Regions from separate parts of the Mus musculus genome. Here all the other regions are linked to region 2. A link is a loop called in an ENCODE intact Hi-C map of the cell type or tissue named here. Cell type or tissue: heart. All regions are shown on one strand. Region 1 holds the start of Ttc26 (tetratricopeptide repeat domain 26). Region 2 holds the start of Fmc1 (formation of mitochondrial complex V assembly factor 1). Region 3 overlaps D630045J12Rik (RIKEN cDNA D630045J12 gene). Region 4 holds the start of Zc3hav1 (zinc finger CCCH type, antiviral 1). Region 5 holds the start of Ubn2 (ubinuclein 2).

Region 1 (5,000 bases), 150 kb before region 2:
GAGTTGTACTTTTAAAAGATTATTTTGTAATTATTTGACTATTTCAACTAAAGGATCTGTCATCTATATCACACCACAAAAAGTAGCTAAAATAAATCTTTTTGAAATTTTTATTGAAAGTAGGACCATTTCTGAGATTTGGAAACAAAGGAATTTTAAGTGGAGTGGAGTGCTTGTTGAATTGTGCCTCTCTAAAGTGGATATATTTGCCTCTGCATACCAATTTGTGTATATACAAGCGTGTATATATAAAGACAAAAGTCATTCACTCACCAACAGATTGCAAATGTGAGAAGAGATGCAAAGGCTGGAGAAGTCTATGCAACGCTTTTCATACATTTATAGTATATATAAGTACAAGTTGTTAAGATTTTAGGCCTTTAGTGGATCTGCTCTGAAAGTTTGACTGCATGCATGCCCTCTAAGGTCTCTTCTAGCTCCAACATTCCACAATTCCATCATTTGAAAATATTTTTTGCAGCCGGGCATGGTGGCGCACGCCTTTAATCCCAGCACTCGGGAGGCAGAGGCAGACAGATTTCTGAGTTCGAGGCCAGCCTGGTCTACAAAGTGAGTTCCAAGATAGCCAGGGCTATACAGAGAAACCCTGTCTCGAAAAACAAAGCAAAAAAAAAAAAATATATATATATATATGTGTGTGTGTGTATGTGTGTATATATATATATGTATGTGTATATATATATGTATATATTGCAACTAAATTAACGCTGCTCTGGAGTAAATACTCCATTCTTGCTTTAATTGTACACACATTTTTATAGTTTCTAATTGTGTATAGGTGTGTTGAAGAACCAGCCTGCTTCCATCCTAGACTTTAAAAGCCCATTTATAGCTGGGTGTGGTGGCACATGCCTTTAACATGAGCACTTGGGAGGCAGAGTCAGGCAGATCTCTGTGGGTTCCAGCCAGCCTGATCTACAAAGAGAGTTCCAGGATAGCCAGAGCTGTTACACAGGGAAATCCTATCTTGAAAAATAAAACAAAAAGCAAAGCAAAGCAAAAACAAAACAAACAGAAGTCACCTTATAGTAAAAACAAACTAGGTTCATTCCTGCTTATGATTAAATTTTTGTTTCTCAGATTGAGCTATGCCTCGCCTATAGCCTTAACTACAAATGGTTCTGTACTGACCGTTCCAAGAATGCCAAATCATGACATTGTTTCTAAAAGTTGTTTAGAACCATCTTGCAACTCTACCTTTGTTTCAAAAGGTTTTATAACTACCTTGTTATGGCTATCTGTTGTTATGCCCACCTTGCAACCATGACTGTTTCAGGAGGTAGTTAGGACTAACTTGTTATTGTTATATTCTGCTCTTATAACACCTCTCCCTCCTATTTTCCCCATTTCACCCCCGCAACCCCCATGATCTATAAAAACCTTGTCTTCCTCACATCCAATGCTGATCTCTCCAAACTGGCCTTAGAGAGAAGCAGTCCGTGTACACGAATAAAAAAGCTTGCTTTAATTAATTTGGTCATGATGATTTGGGGTGGTGGTCTTTCTCCTCCCATCTTTGGGATTAACATTGTCTCGAGGAAATATTTTGGTATCACTTCTGCCTCCAAACTATCCTTTGCTTCAGCAGGTACCAGCAGAAACGAGCAGAAAACAGAGACAATGTACGAGACAAGCGGAGCTGTTGTCGTCCTCACCCCAGGCAAAACGGAAGTGGTCCTTGAAAATTACCTTCCCAAGAAACTTGCTTTTGAAATATACTTCCTAGTTGTAATAGTACTTCTAAATCGCCTTTTCTTAAACTGCTTTCCTAAGTAGAGACACAGCCCCATTTTCATCCTCAGCACAAACAACAAGGATTAACTCCCTTGAGAGAAGCACCTACTCTTCCAGCTGCGGAAACACACGGAACCAAGAAGCTTAGGACATTGGTTTTGGGACGAGCCCTTTCTCAGAAGGACCAGCCTCCCGGCGGCGTTGCCGTGGAAACGGAGCTCGCTGTGTGGATGTGGCAACTCGCCGAAGCACAGCCTTTGCAGACTATCTGCAGCGGGGGCTCACAGGACCGACGCCAAGATGGTTAGTGGCTCTGAATAGTAAGGGTGGGGGATTTTGAATAGGTTTGTACCTGGGTTTAGAGTTCTCAACGCACTGTTGGATAGAATCTAGGTGCGTCTCTAGAGGGCGATCCCTTTATCCCTCCAGTGTTTCCACCGGGAATAGGGAGGGATGCGAAGAAATCTATGTACCTCGATGCTCTCTTCCCTCCTGCTTCTTCATTTCCCGATACTAGACTGTGAACTGGAAAAAAGAATCTTGGAAGACCTAGGTAGTAGAAGCTGCGTGAGTGTTTGTTTGTCTCTTATGGATAAAGTTGTTGGAAGTAGCTATTCGGTTCCCCTTCAGTAGTAGGTAATGGTCCTTTTACTAAAATGCACAATAAAAAAAGAATCTGAATAGACTTCCTAGGGTCTGATGGTAAGGGTAGATCTGACTGAGAGCTGTTACCCTCAGTTTAAAAATGACTTTTGATAGAACAGTCTTTGCTATTTGTTTTACAGATGCTTTCAAGGGCCAAACCCGCTGTGGGCGGGGAGTCACCGCACACTGACAAAAGAAAGAAGAAAGGGAGGAAGATTCCAAAACTAGAGGATCTACTTTCGCAGAGAGATTTCACTGGCGCCATTACCCTATTGGAGGTAATGTCCAAAGAAGGTTTACTTCTCAGTCTGGTGGATGGTGGGTTGAATGCTGGTTACTATGCTATTGGGACGGGTGGGTACATTATGGGTAATCCAAACAAACATAGCCAGATGCATATTCCAGATTCCAAGTTAACTATAAACCTGATGAAATACAAAACATTTTGGACTGGAGAGATGGCTCGACATTTAAAAGTATCGGCTGCTTTTCCAGAGGACCTTAATTCCCAGTACTCACGTGCCTGCTCACAGCCATTAGTAACTAAATGTTAGGAGATTCAAGGCCTTCTGGCTTCCTTCAACAAAACATATGGTATGTAGACATACATGAAGACAAAACACTTGTACACATAAAATTATTAATTTTTAGTTCCACAAATGGTGAATACAGTATTACATTTAACAGTGTCAATTCACACATTATTTACCATAAATCCTGAGTGATTTGTAACTTCTTCCTATTTACATTTTGGTTAAAAAAAATAAGTGATTTTTACTATTTACAATTTAAAACTATTGTAAACCCATAAAACATTTCAACTCTGTATGTCAGGGTCATTTTTTTAAACCAATGCTAGGTGCAAATCTCACTTTTTTAAAGATTTATTTATTTATTTATTTATTTAATGAAAGTACACTGTAGCTGTCTTCAGACACTCCAGAAGAGGGCACCAGATCTTGTTACAGATGGTTGTGAGCCACCATGTGGTTGCTGGGATTTGAACTCAGGACCTTCGGAAGAGCAGTCAGTGCTCTTAACTGCTGAGCCATCTCTCCAGCCCAAATCTCACTTTTTAATATGCATTGGAAATACCAAGGATAGTTAGCTGTTTCTGTTTCTAGGCGATTGCTTTACCAATTTGAATTCACTAGCTCTGCAGTGATGCATAGGAAGCTGCATTTTGGGTAAGTAGTCTGAGAAATCCTTCTGACCTAAAGTTGTCCTGGGAGGCTGAACTTTGAGAAACTGCTTGTGGAAAGCACTCGGTACAGAAGAGTGCAGGGTGCACCAAGGGACAAAGAGTTCTGACAGCCAGGTCCAGTTATCCTGTGCTGTAATCTATTGTATCACATTTTTCCACCGGCCACATTAATGTGAATCTATGGTCATGTAACTCTGAAACCGTCCATAATACTTGTTTGATTAGCTTTATGCATGTTTCTCAGTGAAACATACATGTAAGAAGAACCCTATGTGTCTTGCTAGTGCTTTGATATTGAGTCCACTTGTTTGGCTCTCGTGTGTCAGCTGTCATCTTTGGCAGTAGGTGAGTTGCCTTGGAAGGACCTTCTAGCAGTGCAAGTCAGAGGACTGAATACTATGTACATGTCTATTTGTTGTTGTTTGTTTTTAAGACAGAGTTTCTCTGTGTAACCCTGCCTGGCCTGGAACTCATTCTGTAGACCAGGCTGGCCTCACATTCAGAGATCTGCCTGCCTCTATCTCCTAAGTGCTGGGATTAAAGGCGTGCACCACCACTACCTGGCTGTCTCATCACTTTTTAAAATTAGCTTACAAACTAGCAGACTTCTCTAAAGCATTTCATTGACAGTTTTAATTGCCCCTCCCCTCCCCTCCTCCTCTAGCCTCTCTTCTGACTCCCTGCTGCATACCTCTCCAAACATTCCCACCTCCATTTATTTCCTCTTGCATTTTCAAACTAAAACATTAAAAACTTATGTCTAGTTTGTATCTGCATGTGGGTATGTGCACCCAAATGCAGGTGCCCACAGAGGCCAGAAGAACTGGATGCCCTAGACCTAGAGTCACATAAAGCTGTGAGCTGCCTTATGAGGGTTCTAGGAACTGAACTCGGGTCCTCTTGAAGAGCAGCAAGAATTAAAAATAAAAGTACCGGGCTGATTAAAGATGAAAATAAAGCAAACCAAAACAGTACAAACAAACAAACAAACAGCTTAGGGGCGTTGAGGGTTTATTTGGCCTATAATTCCTGGTTGCCATTTGTATTGAGGCAAGTCTGTGCAGGGCCTTGAAAGCTGGCCTGCTTGCAATTCTATACACTATCACCTCTGTATAAGGAACTCGCTTTACAACCAAAGAAGCCCTGGGTTTTGGCTTTGTTTCTTTGAGACAAGATGTCTGTTTAAGCAGGCCTTAAACTCACTATGTAGACCAGGCAGGTCTTGAACTCATGAGATTCCTCTACTTCTGCCTCCAGAGTGCTTGGATTAAGAATGTGTTCCACCACGTCCAGCTAAGCATTTACACCCATGCCCAGCTCCCTAGGTTGCTTTACTCAGGGTCTTTATCACAGAAGAATGAATGAAACTAGGACACATGGTAACTGAGAATCATTC
Region 2 (5,000 bases):
CAAAGCTAACTGTAACCTTGTCATAGAGAGCCTAAAGGGCCTAGAACAGCTTCTAACATACACCGAGCAAGTCAAAAGACCCAGAGAGTAAATAGGAATACTAAGGCGATATGCAGGCTGTTGGGACTGAGGAAAGAGGCTAGCTCAGATATCTGAGCAGAGGGGAACAAGAAGCGGCCGGAGCTAGACGAAGGTTAACATATAAAAAGCTAATGAGGTAGGGTCTACAAGGGCAACCTTAAATAGACTGAACTGCTTCTTAGAAAATAAAGAGCCACTGACACCTCAAAAAGAGGTTTTATGACAGGGCGGTGATGGCGCAAGCCTTTAATCCCCGCACTCGGGAGGCAGCCTGGTCTACAGAGCGAGTTCCCGGACCTCCAGGACTACACGGAGAAACCCGGTCTCACTCCTCACCCCCTCCTCCCAAAGTGGTTTTGTCTACGGTATACAATTAGGAACAAACCTAAATTCTAATTATCCCTAATTTCTACTATAGTAGGCACTAATTTCGCACCGTCTTATACTTATAGCCCACTTGAAAATTCGAAAACTGAACCCCATTCTAATACATCCTTGGCTGCGGAAATGGCCTCAGCGCTGTAACCGGAAACAGAAACTGACCACTACCTAAACGCCACCTAACGACCAGCTAAGAGCGAAGACAAACCCTGAAAGTAGCCCAATCGGAAGGGGCTTGGCTTTTCCTGTTACAATCTGACAAAGAATAGGACCAGAGGGAGGCTCGAGGAACTGGTTTCCGCAGCCCGTTTGGCTCTGACGTCTCCCGGGCCCACTTTTGCGCAGGCGCAGAGCTACTACGCACAGAAACACGAACACGTAAGCAAAAGCGGGAGCCCGTTCGGCTTCGTGGCATCCACTGTTTGCAGGGTGAAGCGGTTGACTCTTGGCATCTAAACTACATTTCCCAGCAGGCATCCGTTTCACACTGAGGCTGAGTTTGGTTCTCTGTGATAGGGTAAAAACAATAAATTTAAGTGATGACGTACGAAACAGGAAATAACTTGATTATGGTGTTTGAGGACATCAGTAGAAGAAGCCCCAGTGGCCTAATGGATAAGGCATTGGCCTCCTAAGCCAGGGATTGTGGGTTCGAGTCCCATCTGGGGTGGTTCGTTTTTTTTTTTTATCTATTTTAACATCATCTAATTAGATGATTATTGCGAGTCAAACTTACTGTTTATTTTATGTATTTAGAGACAAGGTCTCTCTACCTAGTTCTGGCTGGGTTAGAACAAACTGCAGACCATAATGGTCTATGAGCTGTGAGATCCGCCTGCTTCTGCAGGCAGTGAAGGCGTGTGCCACAACGCCCGGCCATCTTGTTTTAAAACTAGAGAACTGCGGGGAAAAACAATCAAACAAAAAAAACAAAACGAAAAAAAAAAAAGCCAGGCGTGATGGCGCACGCCTTTAATCCCAGCACTCGGGAGGCAGAGGCAGGCGGATTTCGAGGCCAGCCTGGTCTACAGAGTGAGTTCCAGGACAGCCAGGGCTATACCGAGAATCCATGTCTCGAAAAACAACAATAAACAAACAGAAAAACAAAACAAAACTAGAGAACTGGATGTGAGGCTTTACTAGTAAAGGGGCTGCAGTTTGCCATACCAGGGTATGAGTTCATTTTCTTCTCCTAGGCTGCGGGGACCATAAAGTTGGAGGTCGGTACGTTTAATTTTGACATCCCTGGTAGAAACAGTAAGATCTTTTTGGCGTGACCTATGTCCAGACATCCACATACTCTCCTGCCAGACACCTTTCCTCAGAGACTCGGCGGCCATCAGCTTACGGCAGTCCAAAGGGACGCAGTCAGAAGGGCCGAGAGGATTCGGCACCTTCCCTTGCTCTCCTGGTCCCCTGAGGTGCCTGTCACTCGCGTTTCCCTCCAAGGGTGGTCGGTAGAGGGCGCTGTGGGGCGGAGTGGGCGGGGGAACACCTCGCCCGAGGCAGTGAGGGACCAGGCTCTCCAAGGACAGAAAAATGGCGGCCCTGGGGTCCCCGGCGCGCACTCTGCGGGGCCTTCTGAGGGAGCTGCGCTACCTGAACGCGGCCACCGGGCGGCCATATCGCGACACAGCGGCCTACCGGTACCTCGTTAAGGCTTTCCGAGCACATCGGGTACGGCATCCGCGGCTGGGTGGGCTCCAGGTCGCGGGAGGGCGGATGAGGGGGCGGTCTGCGCAGGTGATAGAGGGTCTCAGGACAAACGTGTCTGAGTCACCCTGTCCTCCACCTGCGGGTCTCACCACAGACTCCAGCCCTTCGGCTAACCTGCGGTCTGAAATCCCCTACTGGCCCAGAAGCCGCGTGGGGCGCACCTTCCTAGGGACTTCGTATCTGCCACCCACCGGGGTGGAGCTGTCTCTGACGATTTCATTGGTTTGTCTGGTGCATGGGGTGTGGAATGGAGTAAGGAGCGGGCGTTGTGTGAAGTGGGTCCTAGGGGTCGTAAGACTTAAAGGCGTAAGGGTACAAGCATCCCCTCTCCTCATCCTTTCTACATTAAAGTTTTAATAGGAAGCAGTGTTTTTGTGATTTGACGGGTGTGTGTGTGTGTGTGTGTGTAGGTGTGTGTGCGCGCGCCTGCTCGCGCGCGTGCTTTTGCTTGCTTGCGTGTTGGTGGGGAATGAAGATACAGAATTTCAGCATTACTCTGGCTGACCTGGAATTTGCTGTTTAGACCAGATTGACCTTGAACTCACATCTGATTGCCCTTTTCTCCTGAGTGTGGGGATTAAAGGCATGGGCCAGGCAAATGCAATTTTTAAGGCAATTTAGTGGGGAATATTCAAGAGTTGAAGAGTGGTACTGTTTTATTTAGTACTAGCCTTTCACCACTGAGGAAAGCAATATCTTATATTCTATGGAGATGTCACATCTTTAGCCTTCTGCATGACAGGATACATGACATGTTTTACTGGTGTAACAAACATAAACATACAGAATGCTATCCTTGGGAAGTGCCATTGTGAAATCCACAGTTCATATTCCTCTTAGAAAGGAATGGAAGATGGTTAATTTTCCAAATGTGGTAATGCTCAATTCTCTGCCTTTTGGACAAGATCAAATACAAACACTAAGGCTCGGGGACAGTCACCTGCCCAGTTCTGCTTGATCAAGCATGGCTACAATTTAGGGGAATGGAAACTTAAGTTCTTGAGCAATTATCTTAACTACAGAATTTGAGCATTGCAAAACTTTAGAACTAAAATTCACTTATCTTTTAAAAAGTTATGTTAGGTACTGTGTATTAAGAACTAGGGCCAAATATCAAGAATAAGATGTGGCAGGTGTTGGTGGAACATGTCCTTTAATCCTAACAATTGGGAGGCAGAGGCAGGTGGATTTCTGAGTTTGAGGCCAGTCTGGTCTACATAGGGAGTTCCAGGACAGTCAAGACTATATAGAGTATCCTTGACTCTGAGAAAAAACAAACAAACAAAAAACAAACCCAAAAGATATACATGTAAGAAGCTACAGTCTCCCTGAAGAGCCATAAAATAAGATCATGTTTAGCATAAATAAGTGCTAAGGGTATAGATAACCAGGGGACAGTGGTATGAAGAAGAGGTGCTTCAGAAAGTCTAGTAGGCTATAATTAGGCATCTGGAATTGGCAAGTGAATAGAGGTTAGGAAAAGTAAGGGTACAGGGAAAGAAAACATAACTAAAAATTTAAAGAAAGCATAATTAAGGCAAACCCAACAGTTTCAAAGAGGGGAAGATAAGTAGGTAGGTATATATGACTGCTATTGTACCTTATAGAGGTAACATTATTGTCCTTGAAGGTACTTTGTAGTAAAGGTTTTGAAGTTCCTCACAAAAAGAATTTGGGAGGTAATGGTAGTCATATCTCAGACTTTGAGCCCAGCCTAGTCTAGAGTTGAATTCCAGGACAGCCAGAGCTCCATAGTGAAACCCTATCTAGAAAACAAAACAAAACAAAACAAAATAGTAACAACAAAAGAAATTCCTCAGGAAAATACCATAAATTCATGCTCAGAATTCTAGGGCTGGGCCAGGCATGGCGATCCACACTGTTGATCCCTGAAGCATAGGTGGGCAGACACCTGAATTCAAGGCCAACCAGAGCTACCCTGTCTCAAGAAACTAACAAAACCAACCAGACAAAACAACAAAAACGACCCCTCAAGACACCAAGACTGATTGTGAGAGGCAGCACAACAGTACTTGTTTAGCAAGCCTGAGGCCCTGGGTTCTACCTCCAGGACTGGGGAGAAAGAGAAAATTTGAGAAACCGTCTTCTACTGAAGGCACATAAGAATGTGGGGGATGCTTTTTCATTTTCTGGCTCAGGGCTAAAAAATTTCTGTGCTCATCTTTTCCACTCCTTAGGGAGAAAAGATGCAACCAGGGACATCTCTTTTTTCCCCTACTTTTATCTTTTAATAAATATATTTATATATCTTTGTGGGGGAGCATGCGTGCCAAACATGGGGGTCAGAAGACAAAGGAGAGTCTGGTTTCTTTTTCTACTGTGTGGGTTTCAGGGATTAAACTCTGAGCATCATCAGGTCTGGCTGGCAGCAAGTGTCCTTACCCACTGAGCTGTCACAGCAACTGTATCTTGATCTTTGGAGATAGGACCCAAGTGATTTCCAGGCAGGCTAGGATACATAGTGAGACTCTCTCCTAAGTCATCTTCACATACATAAACTAACTCTGACCCACGAGTGACTGTGCTGTCACACACCTGTAAATCTCAGCATTTGTAAGACCAAGGCAAGAAGGCTGAATCTCAGACCAGTCCTTGCTACACAGCATGATCTTCCTTGTCTTAAAATGTTTTCATTAGAGCAGTTGAGCGCTGCTGTAGTACATTAAGTATTACATGTTCAAGTATTACATGTTCTAGTTTTCAAATCGAGAAAAGGAATTATGTCTGAGAAAAGGAATTATGTGTGCAGTGGTGCCCAGGGACTAATCCACACATCCCCAATTATGCTCAAATTTATGTTC
Region 3 (5,000 bases), 380 kb before region 2:
ACTGTGTGCCATGGGCCGTGTACTTTAACTGGTTTTTGGGTTTTCTTTTTTTTAGATATTTATTTTATTTATATGAGTACACTGTAGCTGTCTCCAGACACAGCAGAAGAAGGCATCGGATCTCATTACGGATGGTTGTGAGCCACCATATGGTTGCTGGGACTTGACCTCTAGAAGAACAATTCGTGCTCTTAGCTTTTGAGCCATCTCTCCAGCCCTTAAGGTTTTTTTTTTTTTTTGGTTGTTTTTTTTTTTTTTTTTCCCCCAATCCGTCTATTTATTCCAGAGAGAAGTGTGCGACAACACCTGTGCAGAAGTCAGAGGACAACTCTCCTTCCACCATGTGGGTTCCAGGGATCGAATCCAGGCCATCACACTTGACAGCAAGCACCTTTACCTGCTGAGCCATCTTGCTGGCCCCTGCTGTTCCCTTTTCATTCATTTTTTTCTTGTATCACCTTCACAAAGCTTAGGACAGTCACCACAGGAAACACTTCTAGCTGTCTGATTCACAATCCAACCTGGGAGCAACCCAACACAAATAAGCACTGGGCGGGAAGATGTCACACAGCCGGATCCAGAGGCCCAGCAGAAGGAACAGAAAATGCTTCAGGGTTTATGTGTAGAACTGGAGAAGTCAACCGGCCCCCAGGCTGCCGGCCCAAGGCAATACTCATCACTTGTGTTTCTGATATCAGAATAAGCCACGAAAGCGGAAACAGAGTCTGCAGCAGAGAACAGTCTAGAAAGCGCAGTACTAACCTCCCTCTGAGCCGTATGTTCTTGGAAGGGAGCTTTGACTTGGGGCTCGGCACATCTCCGTTTTCTGAGGGTGTGGTGTGGTCCTTCACAGGGCCTGGCAGTGGCGCTGGCTCATGAATAATCAGGATGTCGTCTTTATTGTGCTGGCCCAGATGCTGCTTAGCAAAATCGAAGCCCTTCACGCTGGGGATCTGCAGCTAAAACACACGGGGTGGTTAGCGTGAAACACAATGGGTGGTTAGAGTAAAACACACGGGGTGGTTAGCGTGAAACACAATGGATGGTTAACGTGAAACACAATGGGTGGTTAGCGTGAAACACACGGGGTGGTTAGAGTAATACACACGGGGTGGTTAGCGTGAAACACAATGGGTGGTTAGAGTAAAACACACGGGGTGGATAGCGTGAGGTCCAAGGGCAGCAAGAGACTGAGGGCTGACCAGAGGCCCGTGACCCCTGACCCAAGGCTGCCAGCAAAGCCACCAACCCAGTTCAACAAACATCTCTGTAACAGATCGGGTGCCAGGTTCTGTTTATACTTAGAATTCATCACAGATGCTTATGAAAGATTAAACAAGAACTTGAGGATTAAATGTCAAGACCACAATACAAAACCATTCCAACAGATCACCTGCTCCACTGTCACAGACCTGTGTGTGAGGCATTCTCTATAGGGAAAGGGGCTTCAGAGACTTGGCTGTAGATCAAATTGTGAGATGAACGGAGACTACCAGAGGCTGAGAAGAGATTACAGTAGCTGCGCTCATGGGGCAGAATGCAGTGGGGAGGCGGAGAGAGGAGCCAGGCTGCACACAGAGCATTCGGAACGGCGGCTTTTAAAGTCAGCCTCTGGACAACCAGCCTCTATTTCTAAAGAGGCAGATTTCTAAAATCTGAGCAGACTCGAAGACCCAGCGACACCACGTGCGTGAAATCAAGACAGTCTGCCCACAGACTAGCAGAGAGAGAGAGACAGAGAGAGAGACAGAGAGAGACAGAGAGAGAGACAGAGAGAGAAAGAGAGACAGAGAGATCGCAACAAAGAGAAAGAGAGACAGACAGACAGCCAGAGAGACAGACACACAGAGAGATAGAGAAACAGAGAGAGAAGAAAGGTTGGCTCTCCCTCTCGAAATCAGTGGAAGGGAAAAGCCCGGCAGACAGAAGAATCCAAAGTTGAACAGGTAATGAATGGCCTGGAAGCCTGGTCCTCAACAAGGCAGTGACATTAAGGGTGGGTCTTTAAAGGAGCAAAGGAGATAAAACAGCAGACTTCCTTTTCAACATGGTTAGTTTGAAAGACAGAGGAGATGTTCAGTCTGAGAGGCGATGCTGGCGGCTGCCTGTCCAGTGACATGCAAGCATGAGTGTAGAGTCTTTGTTAAGAGAACATCTAGCAAGTTGGAACTGGGGAGAAGCAAAGGAAGCATGAAAGAAAACAGGAGACTTCAAAGGAACAGGCCCATTGGAGAGCTCAGCGGACCAGCAACCAACGGATAAAGCATTCCTAGAAAGGCCCACAGCCAAACGTCTTCAGAAGCACCCTGTACTCGCTGCTAGACACAGGCGTTCTCTCTGAGGACACCAAGGCACCCAACACCACACCCAGAATCAGAGCTTGGGGGCTGCACCTCCTCTAGACTGTAGCTTCTGAGCCTCTGAGGGAGGTCATGCACAGCACTGAGATGCACAGTACCATGTCTGGTGACATCATTTTAATGACACTGCAAGGACCAAGGGTGAGTATTAACAGTTTCCTCAAATCCAGCCTGCACAGTATAGGAGAATGGAAGTGCATTAAAAAAAAAAGCAGCTCCGAGGGGCTGTAGAGGTGGCTCAGTGGTTAAGAGCACACTGCTTTTCCAGGGAACCCCAGGTTTGCTTCCCAGCACCCACATGGTGGCTCACAACTGCCTGTTGATTCCAGTTCTAGGGGTCAACTCTTCTGACTTTTGTGGGCTCCAGGAACATGTGGTACACACGCAAACATGCAAGCAAATCACTTAGGCACATAAAAATTAAAAATTAATTAACTTAGAAAAAGATGAAGTTGCCCAGATGGGTCTGCTCATTGGGAATGCTGCTTGACTTTATCAGAGTCCTAAGGAATGCTTTCACACAATATACTATGTATAGGAGCAAAGGTGATGTCATAATGCATTACTTTACGGCTCAAAAGTGATGCTGTTGGCTTAGCCTTGTGACCTAATACTCTTAATGTTAAACATCCAAATGGGCAGGGAAAAGGCAGTCTGCGATAATGACTTCTGCCAGCAGAGGGAGACAAATGGTACTGTAAGGATAGTTTACAAAGAGTTGCTTGGAAACAAAAGGCAGACCAGCTGGCAACCATATTCTCTAATTAATGAGCTTCCTTTACTAGAGCAGGCCGCTGTTCCATGCATTTCTGGACTCAGCAGCACCTCATGGGAAATGACAAACCCAAAACCAACTGCCTTCCCCCAAATGGTCTACTTGGTCTCCTTGCAGGTGGACAAACATTTCCTAGTAGCAGAGGATCCCCCTCCCCAGACTCTTTTAAAAGTCTTGTTGCCCCTTACTGAAGAGAATCCCAGCTCTTATGAACACAGTAGCTTCTTGGAGTGCTCTGTATAGAGAATAGAAACCTCCAGACACCAAATACCAAGGACTCACCGGGCTTAGTGGGTCCCTTTTGTCGAAGCACAATAAGGCTGAAGATGGCTTCCTCCTTCCCTATCTTAACTGTATTTCCTGTGTGTGTGTGTGTGTGTGTGTGTGTCTGTGTCTGTGTCTGTGTGTTCAAATGTGAGTGCAGATTCCCACAGAAGCCAAAAAGGGTCTATGTATGCTTTGTATGTATGTATGTAAGTGTGTGTGTGTGTGTGTGTGTGTGTGTGTATGTATGTATAAGAAAAATTTTTTTATCTACATCAAAAAAACAACCCAAAGTTTTAACTTCAAATCAAAAAAGCAATAATAGAGCCAAGATGTCAGGCATCTTTGTTTTCTTGAACTCTTATTCGTTTCTGCAGGAAACTTCCATTAGGTTCCTTTAGTTACTGGACACCCGGGTTGTGTTCCAGTCACCTGACCCCATGCTGACCCCTTCCTCAATGAGTGTCCCCAGGAGCGGCCTCTGCTCATTGGCATGTTGTCCCTCTGTTCATAGCAGATTAGCTCTAGAATAACACATTTGGACTTAAGCATGAATAATGTACTTGAGGGGCCAGAAAGATGGTTCAGAGGTCAAGGTCACTGGTTGCTTTTGCAGAAGACCTGGGTTCAATTCCCAGCACCTACACAGTGGTTTACAACCATCTGTACCACCAATTCCAGGGGATCTAAGCCCCTCTTCTGGGCTCCAAGGGATCCTCCATGCATGTGGTACACATACACACACTTAGGCACACCACATACATACATAAAATAATCAATACATTCTTAAAACAACACACTTAACAGCAATCAGCAATATGCCCTTCATAAGGCCACACTTGCTACCCCAATATTTTTTCCTTGTTTTTTAAATTATTTATTATTATATGTAAATACGCTGTAGCTGTCTTTAGACACCCTAGAAGAGGGAGTCAGACCTCATTATGGATGGTTGTGAGCTACCATATGGTGGCTGGGAATTGAACTCAGGACCTTCAGAAGAGCAGTCAGTGCTCTTAACCGCTGAGCCATCTCTCCAGCCCCCCTTGTTTGTTTTAAGTTACCATAATGATTCAGCTGAGCTCTTAAAGGCAAAGCATCTATGTATGTATGTAAGTGTGTGTGTGTGTGTATGTATGTGTGTATGTATGTATGTGTGTATGTATGTATAAGAAAAATTAGGTAACTCTTGAACCAAAAAAACAAAGCAAACAAAAACAAAAAAACTCAAACTACTTTAACTATTAGGATGGGTTCCTGTCTATCAGACTTATATACATTGTTCTAACTTAGGAAATATGTAATTATAAATATTATTTTCATCTTGAAATTATAAATCTACCCATCCACATAATTCTCAAGTGTCTGTCCAGCCTTTTTAAGATGGCTAGAAGATTGACAATTTGACACCAATTACTCCCAACTAATGAGGAAAATCCCCAAATGAGCAATTTCCAATTTTATACATATGTTTCCCTCTGAGCTACATAGTCTCTTAGCTTCTTCATACATAAAGTGCCTCCACCTGAGAAGTAGCAGACAACTGTGGCCATCTGAGCAGCTCGGCCTTTGGCTAAGAAACTGTGGGGAGCTTGTCTACA
Region 4 (5,000 bases), 180 kb before region 2:
TTGAGGATGTAGTTGCACTAGTAGAGTGCATCCTAGTGTGCACGAGGTCCCGGGTTCCATCGGTATCACCCCATAAACCTGGGATGGTTGGTTGTGCCAAGCATGTAATCCCAGCATTTGGGTAGAGGTAGGAAGTCCAAACTTTCAAGGTCATTCCTGGTCTAATGAGAGTTCTAAACCAACCTGGATTACAAGACCCTATGTCAAGGAAGGGGGGAGAGAGAGAGACAGAAAAGAGGGAGAGGAAGAGAGAGACGGAGAGGGAGAAAGAGATGGAGACGGAGAGGAAGAGAGAGACGGAGAGGGAGATGGAGAGGTGATCATTGTACAGCGAGAATATTGATAAATACTTATTTGTTAAGAGATACTGAATACTTATGAAGTAAATAATCACTTTAACATAAAACACTGGAGTTTGGAGTTTGGGGACAGAGATGGAGAATACATGACACAGGGTAGACCACATTTTGAAAACTGTTGAACCAAAATCCAAAATGTTGGGTACGCGGAGACTCAACAGTCTCCCCTGTCCACTTTTTAATACGCTGAGAACTGTAGAAAGACACTGAAACTTTCACAACAAAAAGCCAGCACTTACTGAAGAAATTCTCAGAACAGGTAATAATAGAAAAAAAGAATCAGAAAGTGTGCTGATAACCCTGTCGGCGCTCAGTAGTGTTAAGAGTGTTCCTTCCTTTTCTGCCTCAAACCACTTCCCTTCCTTCTTACTCCTATTTCTTCAGTTGCAGGCAACTTAGATGGCTTCTTCTAAGCCCAACTTCCTGTAACTCAGAAAGGCTTTCAAGCTGTTGCATCAAAACATTAAATATTTAAATAAAGGGGCACACGGAAGCATTCCTTCAAATATTTAACACTAAATGAGTTCTTGTTCCAAACAATTAGCAATTTAAAAAAAAATATTACCCCATCCATTTAAAACACTCCTACTTTGTATGTTTTGATACACACATCCCCGAAGGTGTATCCTGGACGTGAGTGACTGTAGTTTTTTGTTTTTTGTTTTTCTCGTAAATAAATGGATGATTCAAAACCGTTTGATGATCACGTTGTTTCCAAAACAGAGCAACACTCACAGTTTTTAAGACTCAACGAAGTATAGAAAATACTCTCCACAGAAAGCTGCGTGGGCCTGGCAGCACAGACCTGTAATCTCAGCTCTTGCCAGTGAGCGACAGGAGGAACCAAGCTGAGAGCTAACTGCAGGAATTCAAGGCCAGCCTGCGCAAGTCGGTGAAACTCTGGCTCCAGTAGCGGAGCACCTGCCTAGCATGCAAGAGGTCCTCAGCCCAATCTTTCGTACCACCACCACCAACCACAAGGACAAAAGCTCGGAAACACGATAGCCTAGAACCAACCATTCATTACTTCTGCAACACTCAGATGTGAGCCCTGGAAGAGGAAAGGGCAGAGGGATTAGAAATTATATAAACTGGGGGCGTGGAGCCGGGGATAAGGTTGGAGAGCTTGTTTGGAGGGAGTTTGGCCTATGTGAGCAAGACACTGGTTCCTCAGACCCCTGGATGAAGACGCAGGCCTGCACAGGTTATGTGTTTGGAAATCATCTCGGTAGTTATGACAGGTGAACCCCAGCAAGTGATCCTTGTCTTGGAGAAATTTGGAAGACAGCAAAATAAAAGGACTTGAGCCAACCCTTGGAAACGCTTATGAAGAAGAAGAAGAAGAAGAAGAAGAAGAAGAAGAAGAAGAAGAAGAAGAAGAAGAAGAAGAAGAAGACCAAGTAGGACCAGAAGCAGCTGCCTGAGAAGTTAAGCCACATTATTTCATGCAATTTGAGACAGTGGGTCGGTTGCAAGAAGGGGGGGGGGTGTCGTAGTACAGGCCACCACGCATACTAGGAAGAAGGCTGAGAGGCCACTATACCTTTAGTTATCTATCTGGCCAGGTGGAGAGACAAGGAGTGAAGGGTCACAGCGATCCAGGAGTTGGCGCACCCGAGACACAGGAGACTGGGCAGCACCGCTAGGATTCTGGGGCGATCGCAACATTCGAGGTACCAGAGTAGCAAGGAGAAAAAGGTGTGCCTGCAACTTCTACAAACTCTGGTTGGTGCAAACGTACTTTAATTAGGATTCTGGTGGGAGGTGAGAAGGGTAGAGAGGCAGCCTTGTCCGCCTTTCCAATAGCGCTTTGGCTACAGATTTTTCAACCTGGGGGTCTAACTTCACAGGAGTCGAATATGACCATTGGAAAACACAGATACTTGCATTACATTTCATAACAGTAGCAAAATTACAGTTACGGAGTAGTAACGAAAATAATTTTATGGTTGAGGGTCACAAACCTGAGGAACTGTATTAAAGGGTCGCAGCATTAGGAAGGCTGAGAACCACTGGTCTAGAGATTAGGAGGGATAGAGGGAGAAGGGGTTTGCAGCCGAGTGAGCCATATCCACCCGGTTCCCGCCTCCCCTAGGAAGCTGCCCCGCGGCGCCGGACTAGGCAATTAGAGAACCTTCCCCATTCCCGCTGCACTCACCGCTGGGACTGTGCATAGTGGCACCGGCCGAGCAGATTAAGCTTGCAAAGGTGCAGGCTGTCGCAGGGTCTCTGGCAGTACTTGCGACGGCAGACGCGGGCTCGAGTAGTAGCCACCACCGACCGAGTGATCCCGGCCTGGTCTCCAGTCTCCAATAGCACAAAGCGATCGGGCCCTGCTGCCTTCAGCAGCTCGTAGAGTTGCGCTTCGGGGAGGCTGATCTCACCCAGCAGTTCCTCCAGGGTCATGCGGCCCCCGTGAGCGCACAGGATCTTGGTGATGAAACAGAATACCTCGGGATCCGTCATGGCGCGCTATGGCTGCCGCTGCTCCGGCCGCTGCGCGGGACTCGGCTTCACGGAGAATCGAAACTTACGCGCGGTCCCAGGGGCGGACGCGGGCGGTGCCGCTCGCAGAGCAGAGCGGTTTCGCTTTCCAACTCCGGCGGTGGTGTCGCGAGGCCCGACCTCGACGACGAGGTCCTGGGGTCAGATTTAAAGTCAGCCGCGCGGGAGAGCGAATGGGAAGCGAGCGACGTTAGGCGGGCAGGTCCGCCGCGGCGCGGTACCCTCGGTTCCAGGCTAGACGTGAGGTCCCCCGAGCTCGGGACTGCAAGGCTGCTACCAGGAAGAGAGGAAGTAAGGACGTTCGTGAGGCTCGGGTGGAGTTTTGATGAGCCTGAGGAGAGTGACGCATCCTGGGGGGCCCACTAGAGGCGTCCTCAAATCAGCCCCACCCAGCCCCGGAAAGAGCAGACCTGGTGAGCGCTTCCTGTAAGCGGGACTCTCCGCCGAGTGTCGTCAATGCTCGCCACCACCTTAGGACATGGATATTATCCGAACTCCGCACTTGGGGAAATAACTTGAAGGAACAGGTGGAGCTCGGATGACCGAGGTTCTCGAGAGTTTGTTTCCGGGCCTGATTCCGCGGCACCAGATCTAGGATTACGCACTTTCTACCCAGTGCCGAGCCCCTCTTAGAGGGCGGTGATTGTTACTCTCCCTGGTTTCTTACGTAGCCTTCTCCAGAGCTATTTGAAGACCCACTCTTTGATCCTTTCTGGCCTTGCTAACTTAAAATCTCCAATTTTGGTGCCTCAAACCAACTGCTTAGAATGTCTTCAGATTTCCCCCACCCCTCCCCCCTTGGCATGAAGATGATTTTTAAGGTAAACCCTTACCTTACCGTAGAGTTACTGTAGAGACAGAAGGAAATAATAACTAGATTTCCCTTTGAGGAAAGCAAAGGCTGATGAAATTAAAGAGCCATCCGTGTCCCCAGGGAGCTTTCCGGAAGATTCTGCTGCTCCAAACATTAGCATTAAAAAAAAACTCCGATTGTCCTTCCAGACTCCGTAGTGAAACACACTCACCACACACAAACCTTATACGCTCTTCGGCCTCCTCCCCTTGTTAAATTGTGACTTTAAAACTTCTTTTGCACAATTGTGTTTAGTTTGTCTCATCTGTATTCTCAGCTAATTTGCAGGCCAGTAAACACTAGACCCAAATTAGAAAAAGAAAGGGGCTTTCCTTTCAGCACTCAGAAATGAAATGAATGGAGCGCTCACCGATCAGATGGGAACCCTTTCTTTAAAATCTGCAGGCACGGTGCAGGAGAAGTGTGCACTGCGATGCTTTCAAACTTCACAAGAGGGAGGTGCGAGTGACCCCACCCACTCAGACAAACACACGCTAAAATAATATTAAAAGCTTGGCGTGGTGAAGGCATGCCGGTAATATCAGCACTTGTGAGACTGGGGCAAAGGGATTATTGGCCAGGAAGATAATTGAGCAGGTAAAGGCACCAGTTGCTAAAACACAGGACACTAATTTGACCCCCAGAATTTCCCCACATGCTGGGAGAGTTTACTCTAGCAAGTTGCCCTCTGACCTCCACAACACTCTTTCTCTTCCTTCCTCCCTCCCTCCTCCTCCCCCCTCTCTCTCTGATAAATGTAATTTAAAATTTAAAAACAAATTCATAAGAAATAAAGTCTTTCAAATTCTTCAGAAACCCGAATGAGAATCCCTCTGGTGTGGTACGCACAGCCGCTCTCTCTGACTCACTGGAACGGTGGTCTGTAAAGCAGCCAAGCCCGGGCCTCATCTGGCTGCTTGTTGACTCTGACTCTTGCTTCTGTCTTGTCTTTTAATCCACTTGGCCTTATTTTCAGTCTGGCAGGTTTCCAGAGCCCCATTCTTATCAAATCAAGTAAGATCAATGTGTTTACTATCTTCGGTATGGTCCTTACAGTAGTGACTCTGAAGACACAGAAATCAAAGAAACAATCCCAGCTCCCAGAGGGCATCAGCTTTAGAAATAGCAGTGTCCCGTTAGGGGGTCAGAGGAAGTCCCTTGAAGGATCTAGAATTGTCAACTCCCTCCTCCTGGGGATGGATGAGGGACCAAGTAAAGGGGATTTTATAAATATTAAATATGAGTCTTTTCTATCAGATACTATAAACTTCTGTTTAGGACAA
Region 5 (5,000 bases), 100 kb before region 2:
AGGCTGTCCTTTGACTGCCATCATTTTCACTCTATGCTACATTGTATTAGTATGGTAGATTAAATTTCATGGGTGTGTGTGTGTATACACTGGATTACAGGAAAGAAACTACTTTTTTCTTGGTTTGTTCTAGACAGTGTCTCACTACATTGCTCTGGCTGTCCTGGAACTCACCCTGTAGACCAGGGTGGACTCGATTTCAGAGATCCACCTGCCTCTGCCTCTTAGGTGCTTATTTGAGTAGCTTACACCACGGTTAGAACCTACTTCTCTCTGTGGATTGATGTTCAAAGTATTTTCAAGGCACCCAGAATTAGATAATTGTATGAGAGGTTACCTACAGAAGAGCTTGACTCAAGGACAGACTGACTGCAATTTCTGGGATAAATGGCAGAAACTGAACACAGGTATAGCCCTCAGTCAATTGGAGATGGGATAGAGATACATCAGAAAGTGTTCCAGAAGCCGGGCATGGTGGCGCATGCCTTTAATCCCAGCACTCGGGAGGCAGAGGCAGGCAGATTTCTACAAAGTGAGTTCCAGGACAGCCAGGGCTATATAGAAAAACCCTGTCTCGAAAAACTAAAGAAAAAAAAAAAAAAGAAAAAAAGAAAGTGTTCCAAAAACTTTAATTGCCCATTTTAAGATGGCAGAAACAGAGTCTGTGGGCAGAAAGGTCACTTCAATCCAAAAATAGGAGACCCAAACAGAACCAGGAGCAGTGGAAGGAATGTTGGAGGTAAAATATAGTGTCAAGAAAATATTGCAGCATTGTAAGGAAGAAATTCATCATCTTCCTCTTTTTTTTTTCTTGTTGCTGCTGCCAGTTTTTTTTTTTTTTTTTTTTCCAGACAGGGTCTCACTATGTAGGTCTGGCTGTCTTAGAAGTCACTAAATAGACCAGGCTGGCCTTGAACTCATAGAGATCCGCCTGGCTCCAGAGTGCACCCACTTCCATTAAGAAGTGTTAGCTGGCCGGGCGTGGTGGCGCATGCCTTTAATCCCAGCACTCGGTAGGCAGAGGCCAGCCTGGTCTACAGAGTGAGTTCCAGGACAGCCAGGGCTACACAGAGTAACCCTGTCTCAAAAAACCAAAAAAAAAAAAAAAAAAAAAAAAAAAGAAGTGTTAGCTGACCTGCAGTTGTCTATGTGGACCATGTTGAAATGTAACAGCCTGTATCTTCCTGACACTAAAGGGATACATCTCTACACCTGGCTTAGAGCTAGCACAATCTTTTGGGTTGAACATTCCATCACCATTTGGTACACCTTTGGAAAGGAATAGAAGAGCAAATATTAAAAACGTCTGTGACGACTCTTTGACTCAGCTCTTCAACATCTAATATAGTTGATGCAATTAACAAGCTTGGGTTTCCTTGAGGATGCGGCAAGGGAGTCTTTCAATTCCCTTTCTATTGAATAGATGAAAAGGGCTAGTAATTCTCGTCCGTTAAAATCTGAATTCCAGTTCGTTTCCCACGATGCTCCAACGAAGCCTAAGCAACGCTCCTTCCCACTCAAAGATGAGCCGTGAATTTTCTTCCCCCGGGAGCATGTCCCCTAAAATAACACCAAAGGCTGCCAAGACGTTCAAGTCTTCAAGAACTGTTCCTTTGCCAGTTCAATTTCCCAACTGAGGCGCGTCACTGAACGTCTCACCGCCATGCGCAAAGCGGCTAGGAAGAGGTGTGGGAGGCAGCGGTGTGGGAGGCAGCGTAGCGCTTTCGGGAGGGGTCTGAGGAGAGTTTAGTTTTCGCCTTTCTACCCTGGACACCTCAGGTGACGGGACAACAGACCGGCGGGCCCGGCGCCGGGCCGCGAGCCCCTCACCCCTGCCCTGGGTCCGCCTGGAATCCTCAGCTGACAACCCTGTTCCCCAGCGCCGAGAGCCAGAGGCCAACGTCGGGCGGGACCCGGCGCCATGACTGTGTCGGTCCCAGGCACATCGCGACGCTCACCCTAAGGGATCGGCGAGCGTGCCTCGGTTTCCGGGCGAGAGGAGGAAATCACTCAGGGAACCCCAAACCCCTCCTTTGAAAGCAAAGCAGAGAGCGTCCCCGTTGCCACGGAGACAGGCCTGTCTGTGACGTCACTTCCGCCGAGCTGTCTGGCCTCCAGACTGTTGAGAGGAAAAGGGGAAAACTGAGCAACAGCCACGACTGTGGACGCGAGCGTCTCGAGTGTGCGCATGCGCCCGCTCAGCGGCCTGCTTCTATTTATGTGGGGGATCCAACATGGCGGCTGCGGCGACCCTGGCGATGGCGGTGGAGCCCATCAGAACGTAGTAGCGGGGACGGGGACCCGGTCCGCACTCACGGTGGCGTCCGCGGGGACAGCTGAGGGTGCTGGAGGGAAGAAAAGTGACGGAGAGCAGAAGGAGAGGCGGGCAGGCGCGCCGTGCGGCGTCGAGGCGAGAGCCGGCTCGAGCGAGCGCCGAGGGCCAGAACAGTGGGGATGGCGGAGCCGCGCAGAGTCGCGTTCATTAGCCTGTCACCGGTGAGGCGACGCGAGGCCGACTTCGCGGGCGCCGAGCGCGAGCCCCCCCGACTGGAGCCGCAGCCGTACCGCGAGCCGGCCCGGGCGGAGCCGGCCCCCCGCGCTGACGCGCAGCCCCCGGCGCGCGACAAGCCGCTCCCCCAGCGCGAGGTCAGCCGCGCCGAGCCGCCCATGGCGCTGCAGCGCGAGCCCCCGCGGCCCGAGCCGCCGCCGCCGCCGCTGCCCCTGCAGACTCCCCCTCCGCGGGAGTCGGCTTCCCGGGCGGAGCCGCCGCCGCGACCGCCGAAGGAGACGGTTCGCCTGGAGCTGGTGCTCAAGGACCCCACGGACGAAAGCTGCGTGGAGTTCAGCTACCCGGAGCTGCTGCTGTGCGGAGAACAACGGGTACAGAGGGTCCCTCCCTCCCGGCCGCCCCACAGCCCGGGCGCCTCCGGACCCGCCGCCTGCCCGGGCTGCTCTGCACTTCGCTCGCCCCGGGGGTGGGGTGGCGGGGGCCGGGCAGCTAGACGGGGCGGGAGCTGCGCGGCTCGGCCCTCCTGGGTGGCCGATGCTGCCCCCACCACACCGCGCCGAGCCGGTTTTCCTGTGCACCTTTCGAAACCTCAGCTTTTTCCTCCTTTTCCTTTCTGTTCCCCACACCAAATCCCGAGGCCCTGTGAGCCGTGCGGCTAGCTTCTTGTGGCACTTCCATCTGTCGTTCCGGTAGAAGGGAAGCGAAAAAAAAACCTTGGGGGACACGCCCCCCGGTCTGAAGCGGAGAGATTGTGTGACCCCTTCTCGGCTCATCCTCATCCTTCCTCAACCCAGCTGTACCGTGCGCCAGGGCTGCTGAGATGGGCTCGTGGCCGGGTGGTTTATTTTCCTTGATTGAAGGGGATTTAAGAGAAATTAAACATTTTCAGAAACTAATGATTCCACGTTAGGAATGAAAAAGTGGATTCGTAATGTGGTTGCACTTGTGTTGGTAAATATTGTTAGCTTTGTGTGTGTGTGTGTGTGTGTGTGTGTGTGTTGAGTTTGTGCACATTGTCTTTGAATGGAAAGGTCTCTTGTCTTACCCGGTGGCTGCCCAGTCATATTATTTGAGTGGCTCTCATTAGTTCGAATTGGGAGCATTTTGTCCGTTGTGGATTTCTGGAGAATGACGGAAAAAAAAAAAAAAAAAAAAAACATTCGCTTTGGATCAAAAAAAAAAAAACTTAGGAAAATACATCGGTATGCTTTTGAGGGAACCGGTGAACAATGGGATTAGGACAGCGGTTTGTCGGTGATTGTAATTTTTATTGTTGTGGGCTGGTGATCTTTAGGAAGGGGAGATGGGAGAGAGAGAGACAGAGGCAGGAGACAGACATTGCTCTCTTGTTTAGCGACTATGCTCTTTATTAGGCTGGGCTTTCTAATGAACTGCAGAATTCATTATTTCCTTTCAACTATCTTTGTTTTGCAGTGGATTACTCTATAGTCAAAAGTCTCACATTGAATAATATCATTAGTCTGTGTTCATTTTGCGCCAGTTAATCCTTTGATGGCTAGTTACAAGTATGGTGTGGCCATCATTACTAAATGTTTTCAGAGAAATCGAATTGTTAGGGGTAGAGACCATTTTGGTCACTTCCACTAGTACTTTGTCCTGTAAACTCAATTCATTCATAACCCTTTCTGGTTTTATAATATAAATGCTTCTTTTTTGTCTATTAAATTGGAACATTTTCCAAAAAAAAAATTCTTGCTTTTCTAATATTAAGTGTACAATTTTTACAATTTGTGTAAGTTGCAGATGCAAAACATTTTGTAGATGGGCATGCTAGTCTGTGACCTCGGCACTCTGGAGGCTGGGGTGGAAGGATGGAGAGAGTTCAGGGCCACATAGTGAGAACCTGCCTCAAAAAAACAAAAAAAAAAAAAAAAAACCAAACCAAAACAAAACAAAAAATCAGGTGACAAAATGGCTCAGCAGGTAAAGGCACTTGCTGCCAAGCCTAAAGACCTAAGTTCCATAACTAGTATCCACATGGTGGAAGGAGAGAACCATCTTCTACAAGTTGTACACACACACACACACACACACAAAGTATAGTAAAACAGCAAGACAAAAGCCATTTTTAAGTAAAAATACATAATTCTAGTTAGTGTTTTGTCATTGTGCAAATATATAGGAAGTACCTACACTAACCCAGATGTTTTGTTTTGAAACAGGATTTGTGTAGCACCAGCTCTCCTAAAATTCACTTTGTAGACCAGGTCTCCAACTCAGATCCCTCTGCCTCCTGAGCACTGGGATCAAAGGTGTGCGCCCTCCTGCCAGGCTAACCTAGGTGTTTTAATCTGTTTTTAGCTATATCATACTTATATTTAACCTGCTATATAGGCTCTGTGGAATTTACCATTGTGTATGTGATCTTTCCTTTACCTTTAAAGCAATGTTTGGTATATGGCTATATTTTTATATTCTATGGGACATATGAATTGGGTTTAATTTTTATGTTTGCTTCATAGATATTATC

Evidence for each region. Peaks named below come from ENCODE experiments on the same cell type or tissue, not always from the same donor. Only the 100,000 strongest peaks of a DNase experiment are listed, where the experiment ranks them.
Region 1: a loop joins it to region 2, with 3.0 times the contacts of the local background. A loop is called at or near these places in 9 of 42 quality-filtered maps.
Region 3: it touches region 2 in a loop (5-fold over the local background); 4 of 42 quality-filtered maps call a loop at or near these places.
Region 4: it touches region 2 in a loop (2.6-fold over the local background); 2 of 42 quality-filtered maps call a loop at or near these places.
Region 5: it touches region 2 in a loop (5-fold over the local background); 9 of 42 quality-filtered maps call a loop at or near these places.

The regions. Positions count from the first base shown.
Region 1 is chr6:38,379,536-38,384,535 of GRCm38, forward strand. It overlaps Ttc26 (tetratricopeptide repeat domain 26), which reads left to right and starts at 1,989. Exons shown (of 18, transcript NM_153600.2): 1 at 1,989-2,058; 2 at 2,541-2,678. The coding sequence starts at 2,056. In heart, CTCF peaks have their summits at 2,142 and 3,306 (motif pointing right); a DNase peak (open chromatin) is centred at 1,966; H3K4me3 peaks cover 1,830 bases; H3K27ac peaks cover 1,252 bases.
Region 2 is chr6:38,532,872-38,537,871 of GRCm38, forward strand. It overlaps Fmc1 (formation of mitochondrial complex V assembly factor 1), which reads left to right and starts at 1,990. Exons shown (of 2, transcript NM_025363.3): 1 at 1,990-2,139. The coding sequence starts at 2,002. It overlaps n-TRcct1 (a tRNA gene), which reads left to right and starts at 1,060; the gene lies at 1,060-1,132. In heart, CTCF peaks have their summits at 653, 2,012 and 2,224; DNase peaks (open chromatin) are centred at 820, 1,930 and 2,300; H3K4me3 peaks cover 3,138 bases; H3K27ac peaks cover 2,958 bases.
Region 3 is chr6:38,157,286-38,162,285 of GRCm38, forward strand. It overlaps D630045J12Rik (RIKEN cDNA D630045J12 gene), which reads right to left. Exons shown (of 20, transcript NM_194061.3): 11 at 763-959. Among named protein-coding and RNA genes, the nearest start is that of Gm52858, 20 kb to the left of the region's middle. In heart, a CTCF peak has its summit at 3,033 (motif pointing right); a DNase peak (open chromatin) is centred at 3,046; H3K27ac peaks cover 308 bases.
Region 4 is chr6:38,351,398-38,356,397 of GRCm38, forward strand. It overlaps Zc3hav1 (zinc finger CCCH type, antiviral 1), which reads right to left and starts at 3,206. Exons shown (of 13, transcript NM_001347122.1): 1 at 2,518-3,206. The coding sequence starts at 2,825. In heart, no CTCF peak of the experiment used is centred here; DNase peaks (open chromatin) are centred at 3,094 and 4,204; H3K4me3 peaks cover 3,883 bases; H3K27ac peaks cover 2,114 bases; H3K27me3 peaks cover 2,415 bases.
Region 5 is chr6:38,431,719-38,436,718 of GRCm38, forward strand. It overlaps Ubn2 (ubinuclein 2), which reads left to right and starts at 2,207. Exons shown (of 17, transcript NM_177185.4): 1 at 2,207-2,880. The coding sequence starts at 2,455. In heart, no CTCF peak of the experiment used is centred here; DNase peaks (open chromatin) are centred at 2,113, 2,583 and 2,903; H3K4me3 peaks cover 3,109 bases; H3K27ac peaks cover 2,125 bases.